Linked DNA regions of Homo sapiens: region 1 is linked to region 2. Evidence: read pairs that join two places in POLR2A ChIA-PET (ENCODE). Cell type or tissue: MCF 10A. All regions are shown on one strand. Each heading gives the region's core, and the rest is flanking DNA. Links, peaks and the distances in the headings are about the cores only. Region 1 has its middle 60 kb from the start of PET117. Region 2 holds the start of KAT14 (lysine acetyltransferase 14).

The links. Peaks named below come from ENCODE experiments on the same cell type or tissue, not always from the same donor. Only the 100,000 strongest peaks of a DNase experiment are listed, where the experiment ranks them.
Region 1: POLR2A ChIA-PET joins it to region 2 with 13 read pairs; 5 of 35 experiments call an interaction of 5 or more read pairs at or near these places.

Annotation. Positions count from the first base shown.
Region 1 is chr20:18,196,457-18,199,362 of GRCh38, reverse strand. No RefSeq gene overlaps it. Among named protein-coding and RNA genes, the nearest start is that of PET117, 60 kb to the right of the region's middle. In MCF 10A, for the core only: a CTCF peak has its summit at 1,807; a DNase peak (open chromatin) is centred at 1,492.
Region 2 is chr20:18,136,450-18,139,355 of GRCh38, reverse strand. It overlaps KAT14 (lysine acetyltransferase 14), which reads right to left and starts at 1,493. Exons shown (of 11, transcript NM_001392073.1): 1 at 1,305-1,493. PET117 (PET117 cytochrome c oxidase chaperone) reads right to left here and starts at 1,493. Exons shown (of 2, transcript NM_001164811.2): 1 at 1,305-1,493. The coding sequence starts at 1,400. RefSeq lists a silencer at 1,005-1,124. In MCF 10A, for the core only: no CTCF peak of the experiment used is centred there; a DNase peak (open chromatin) is centred at 1,525.

The DNA of each region.
Region 1 (2,906 bases), core at 97-2,596, 60 kb before region 2:
TAAACAGGGCTAATTACTACTATTTGTCTCACATACCCCTTTGAAGATCTGATAAAGCTTCAGGCCCTCTCCCCAGAAATACATTCATACTCTCATACTCATATACACTTGCCTTTGCATACAACCACCTCAGATTAAGAAACTTGACTTGGGAGACCAGCAATCAAATATCTAAACAAGAAGTTAGAGGTCCCACCAGCAAAGTGAATGGGAAGTATATGGCTGGGCTCTGAATCATGAGTCCCTATCCAGGGTTCAAGGGCCTCTTTGGCCTTGGATGATTTTCCTCCTACATCTTACTCACTTCTGCAGACAAGGAGGGGGCTGGCTGAGAGGCCCATTCTAGCCTGGACTTAGATGCTATCTTCTGCTTACTATCTGTGCATCCTTGGGGAGTTACTTAACCTCTGAAGCCTCAGTTTTCTCTTCATAAAATAGAGGCAATTACAGGACCACCTCATAGGGCTGCTGGAGAAAGAGGAGTTCAGAAATGGGAGCTTCCGTTATTTTTGTATTTTTAGCACCTAATATTGTCTGCTTAATGCTTTGTGACCTTTGCTGTTTTTACCAAGCCCAGCCTAGCACTGGCTCTGCAAGAGCTGAGTAGTGTCTGCTCCTCAGTGGTAAGCAACTACTGTACTCAGAGGCATGAGGCCATAGCCTAAGGCTTAATCTCAAGGGCCCATGTTGCCAACAATCCTTGCTTCCTCAAGACCTTCTAAGATCAGGCTTTTTCTTTTTATCCCACTTGGAGCCTAATGTCCTTCACTGGACATATCTTTTCATTTAATTGAACCTTTAGCAATATTCAGTTTAACTGGAATACTAGACATTTTGGGCAAATGTGAACATATTAGTAGCACGTTTGCTTTTCAACTGTCATTTATCTTCAACTCAAAATTCTCTTTCTCAAAATGAAACGAATTATAGTGTCAAAGTGAAAACAAGTGTGTCTTGAACTCCTTGATTATTCATTAAGAGGAAAAGAATGAAATTTCAGATTGATAGTGCACATTTGTGTGTGTGCTTGTGCGCACACTCTCTCTCTCTGGAGGCTCATAGAGTGTCCCAAACCATAAGCTAAAACTGCCCATCTTCTTAGGGTTTCAATTCTACCCAAAGCTTTGGAGTGAAAAAATCCATTTTAATATTAAAACAATCAGATATACTTAAAGAGCAGAATATAACATACCTGTAATTTTTTTTGTTTTTTTGAGACGGAGTCTCACTCTGCTGCCCAGGCTGGAGTGCAGTGGCACAATCTCGGCTCACTGCAACCTCCACCTGCCAGGTTCAAGCAATTCTCTTATCTCAGCCTCCTGAGTAGCTGCAATTACAGGCGTGCACCACCACGCCCAGCTAATTTTTGCATTTTTAGTCAGGACAGGGTTTCACCATGTTGGTCAGACTGGTCTGACTCCTGACATCAGGTGATCCTCCCTCCTCGGCATCCCAAAGTGCTGGGATTACAGGTGTGAGTCACAGCGCCCGGCCCATAGCTGCAATTTTTAACAATGAAACCTCAAAGGATGTGAGTTCTTGCCAGGTCATAGCTGGTGCCTCCTTCTGTGTTGGGGTTTTTGCAGGGCAAGGCTGGGAAGCACTGGTTTAGCTCTCTGGGAAGGGGAGGAAAGCGGTAAGCTGTCCAGAGGACTTGTTCTCCGGAGGCAAGCCGTCACTGCTTTGGGGATCTTGGCAACTGAGCGTCTCTATGTGCCCAGGCCTCAGCCAAGTGCTGGGGAGGACAAAAGCTGCCTCAGCTCCCAGGGAGTCCAAAACCTGGTTAATGCAGACAACAGCACCTACTCCTGCACAGAAAAGCCATTGCAGACACTGACACAAGCTAGCATTTTAGCAAATAAAGGCATTATTATTTGCCGAGCAAAATATAATGTGGGGAGGCATCAGCACGTGGCCTCTCACGTAGTTCTCTAAATTTAATTTTTTATCTAACATTAAACTTCAATGGTTTCAAAAATTTTGTAACAGAATTTTGATCAAGTTGCTTCCATTTTTAAAGCTAGATCTGTCTTTAAAAACAAATAGCTGCCGGGCGTGATGGCTCACGCCTGTAATCCCAGCACTTTGGGAGGCTGAGGACGGAGGATCACGAGGTCAGGAGATCGAGACCATCCTGGCTAATACAGTGAAACCTGTCTCTACTAAAAATACAAAAAAATTAGCCGGGCGTGGTGGCGGGCACCTGTAGTCCCAGCTACTCGGGAGGCTGAAGCAGGAGAATGGAGTGAACCCGGGAGGCAGAGCTTGCAGTGAGCCGAGATTGCACCACTGCACTCCAGCCTGGGTGACAGAGTGAGACTCCGTCTCAAAAAAAAAAAAAAAAAAAAAAAAAAAAAAAACACACAGTAGGCTGGGCGCGGTGGCTTATGCCTGTAATCCCAGCACTTTGGGAGGCTGAGGTGGGCTGATCACCTGAGGTCAGAAGTTTGAGACCAGCCACAGCCAACATGGCAAAACCCCATCTTTACTAAAAATACAAAAAATTAGGCCGGGTGCGGTGGCTGTCGCCTATAATCCCAGAACTTTGGGAGGCCAAGGCGGGTGGATAACGAGGTCAGGAGTTCGAGACCAGCCTGACCAGCATAGTGAAACTCCATCTCTACTAAAAATACAAAAAAAATTAGCCAAGCATGGTGGCGGGTGCCTGTAATCCCAGCTACTTGGGAGGCTGAGGCAGGAGAATTGCTTGAACCCAGGAGGTGGAGGTTGCAGTGAGCCAAGATCGTGCCACTGCACTTCAGCCCAGACAACAGTGCAAGACTCAGTCTCAAAAATAAAATAAAATAAAATAAAAAATTAGCCGGGTGTAGTGGCAGGCGCTTGTAATCCTAGCTACTTGGGAGGCTGAAGCAGAATTGCTTGAACCTCGGAGGCAGGGGTTACAG
Region 2 (2,906 bases), core at 109-2,608:
TCAGATCATCTGTCATACTAAATTTTACTCCATCTCAAGTTTTCCCAGGATCAACATCTTTTACTTTTCCTTGTAAGAGGCGGAAGTCTTCTGCCTCTATTCCAAAAGCCAGCCCCTTAGGAGCACATTTTAATCCCAAATCTCTGATCTCTCCTGTGCCCTTTCATTGTTAAGTCATCTCAACCCCTCGTCAAAATTCTTGTACCATCACATGCTTCCTCTCTTCTAATTTCCACAGTCTGTGAACACCAAGAACAAAGACCTCATCCACTTCATCTCTGTATATCAAGCACATAGCACAGTCCAAAGGTCTGGGTAGGCAAATCAAGAAAAGACTGTTTACTCTTGATTCATCCAGTCCATTATTTTCACCCTTGGTGAACTAGGTTCAACCCCAATCACTGCCAAGTTGTTTTCTGAAAATTCACCAATGACCCTGTTCTCAGCAAGGTCGTGAATCACTGATAGACTCTGGAAGAGTGGAGTTTCCTTATCTTTGTATTCCCAAGGTGCTTAGTGAGGTAGCTTCCACACAGTAATCACCCATTAAAGGTCTGTCAACTTGAATAAGAAAGAAAATATGAACTGAGAGGACAGAATAGTCACTGCTGATCAGCAGGTCACGGATATTTCCTGAAATAAAAGTACCAAAAAAAAAAATCTGGAGACTGTTATCTCTATCGTTCCCAGATTCTAGTTTCCATAGCAAACTGTTCATTTAAACGAGAAGTGCAAACATCTCACCAAATTATCTTGGTCAAAGGCATGGAGAGTGAGTACGGGGAAGGGGGGCTCCCTTACCATGGGATAAAATCAATAGCACGTAAAACACATTAGGCTTTAACCCCAACCTTGGGCCAGGAGGGAGGCTGGTAGCTTGCAGAATGCACCCCAAGAAACTCCTTCCCCACCTTCTATTTTCTAGCGGCCCAAGTGAGATGTGGAAAGGTCCGCACCCTGCGGGCCGGCTGTGACTTGAAAACAGAGCCACTGGGCACCCCAAAAGCTTGCGTGCCGTGCCTGTGCGGAGCAAGGCCCCTTCAGCGCGGAGCTCCAAAGGCGCTAAGCCGGGCAGCCGGGTCGTCCTGAATCTGCGGGCTGCACACGCCCGCCGGGAGCTGCAGCGCCCGGAGCCCAGCAGAGCGGCCGCCGGCCGCAGCCGCAAACGCGTGGGGTGCAGGGCCGCGCCACCGCGGGGGAAAGACACGAAGAGGAGCTGAGGAACCGAGCGGGCAGAGACCACGAGAGGCCCCAGGTCGACGCCGCGCGCGCGGGCCCGGAAGAGACGGTCACGTGACACCGACCTGCTGGTCCCACTGCTGCTTCACATGTACGCCGGCCACTGTGGCCGCCGTCAGCAGCACCGAGAGGCCCAGCACCACCTTCGAGCTCCTAGACATCCCCACGCTGGCGGCCGCGGCCTCTCTCTCCCGCCCGCCCGAGGCGCAGAGGCCGCCGCAGAGTGCGCACCGCCGCCTGTACTGCCCAGGCTCGACCCCTCGAGCGCAGAGCCCCAGCCGTCGCGTGCGCCGCTCGCCGCTGCCAGGCGTGAGCAATCGAGAGCCGAGCATAGAGCGGCGCCCAGGCTCTACGAACTCTTGGCTTCACTAGGGGCCTCCTGCACACCCCGCAGGCGACAGCGTTAGACCACCCCCGATTCAAATTCTAGGAGTCCCGGCCCAAACTGGCCCCGGCACCTTACCAGGGTGGAGGGTGGGGGTTCCATGCCCCTCAGTCAGTTCAGTACCAACCTCACCCCGGGCGGGGTCTGGATACCGTGCTGACCCCTCTCCCACAGACGTCCCTTCTGAGCCCCTGACTGATCCAGAAGCTTCGCCCAATACCGGCTTCGCCTAAACGCAGCCCCCTCATTGCTCCTTTGGCGGGGCAGGCGCCACCAGGAGACCGCCTCGTTAGGCAGCTTCAGAGGCGCGGGGTTCCCATCCGTGGAGTTTTTGCCTGAGGACCCATTATTAAACGCTGTAGTCGCGGTCACCTGGTTTCACCTTGACGCTGTGGGGCGACTGGTCAGGCTCGGATTATTATTATTATTATTATTATAATTTTGATACAGAGTCTCTGTCTATCGCCCAGGCTGGAGTGCAGTGGCGCGATCTCGGCTCACTGCAACCTTACCGGATTCAAGCGATTCTCCTGCCTCAGCCTCCCGAGAGGATTACAGGCGTGAGCCACCGCGCCTGGCCCCATGTAATCTTTGTGATCACTTTTACACCCAAGTTTCCGCGCCAGTAATACAAGGGAAATAAATGATATAAAGAAGTCTTGCGTTGGGAATAGTTAAGCAATTGTGCAAGACGCATTTTCACTTCTTCCTCGGGTAAAAAAGGCAAGGCCTCCCAGAAACTTTTAAGTATCTGATAGAGCAACCAGTGAAAACGTGTTCATCATTCAATCATTCTTTCCCACTAGAATTCACAGAGAACGAGCTTCTTCCGGTGGACACGGCTATAGGCAGTATTGATTAAGCCTCACCAGGGAGTTTTACAACATTCATTACTGTTCATAGTGCTTTGCTATTCCAGTCTCTTATGTGAGCGTAAATGGCATAAGGGGACTATTGCTCTTAAAGGTATCTTTAAAGATACCTTTTCCAAATGTCATTTTGTCCACAGCATTTTTTGCAGCCTAGAGAGAATGTACCACTGAATTGGAAAATGGAGTTCTTGCTGTAATGAACTTTGAGAAGAAATTCAGTTCAGGGTGTATTTGCATATTTCTCTTTAAAAATTATATTAGACTTCTTTTTATTCGTGGTATATCCTAGATATTTTCCCCTGTAAATCAGTGAGCCTTCAACAGAGCTGTATGTCCTTAGAGTGTACATCAGGGAATTAGATCAATCGCCTTTCATTTTATTGTGACTAATTTTTCAACTTGTTTTCTTG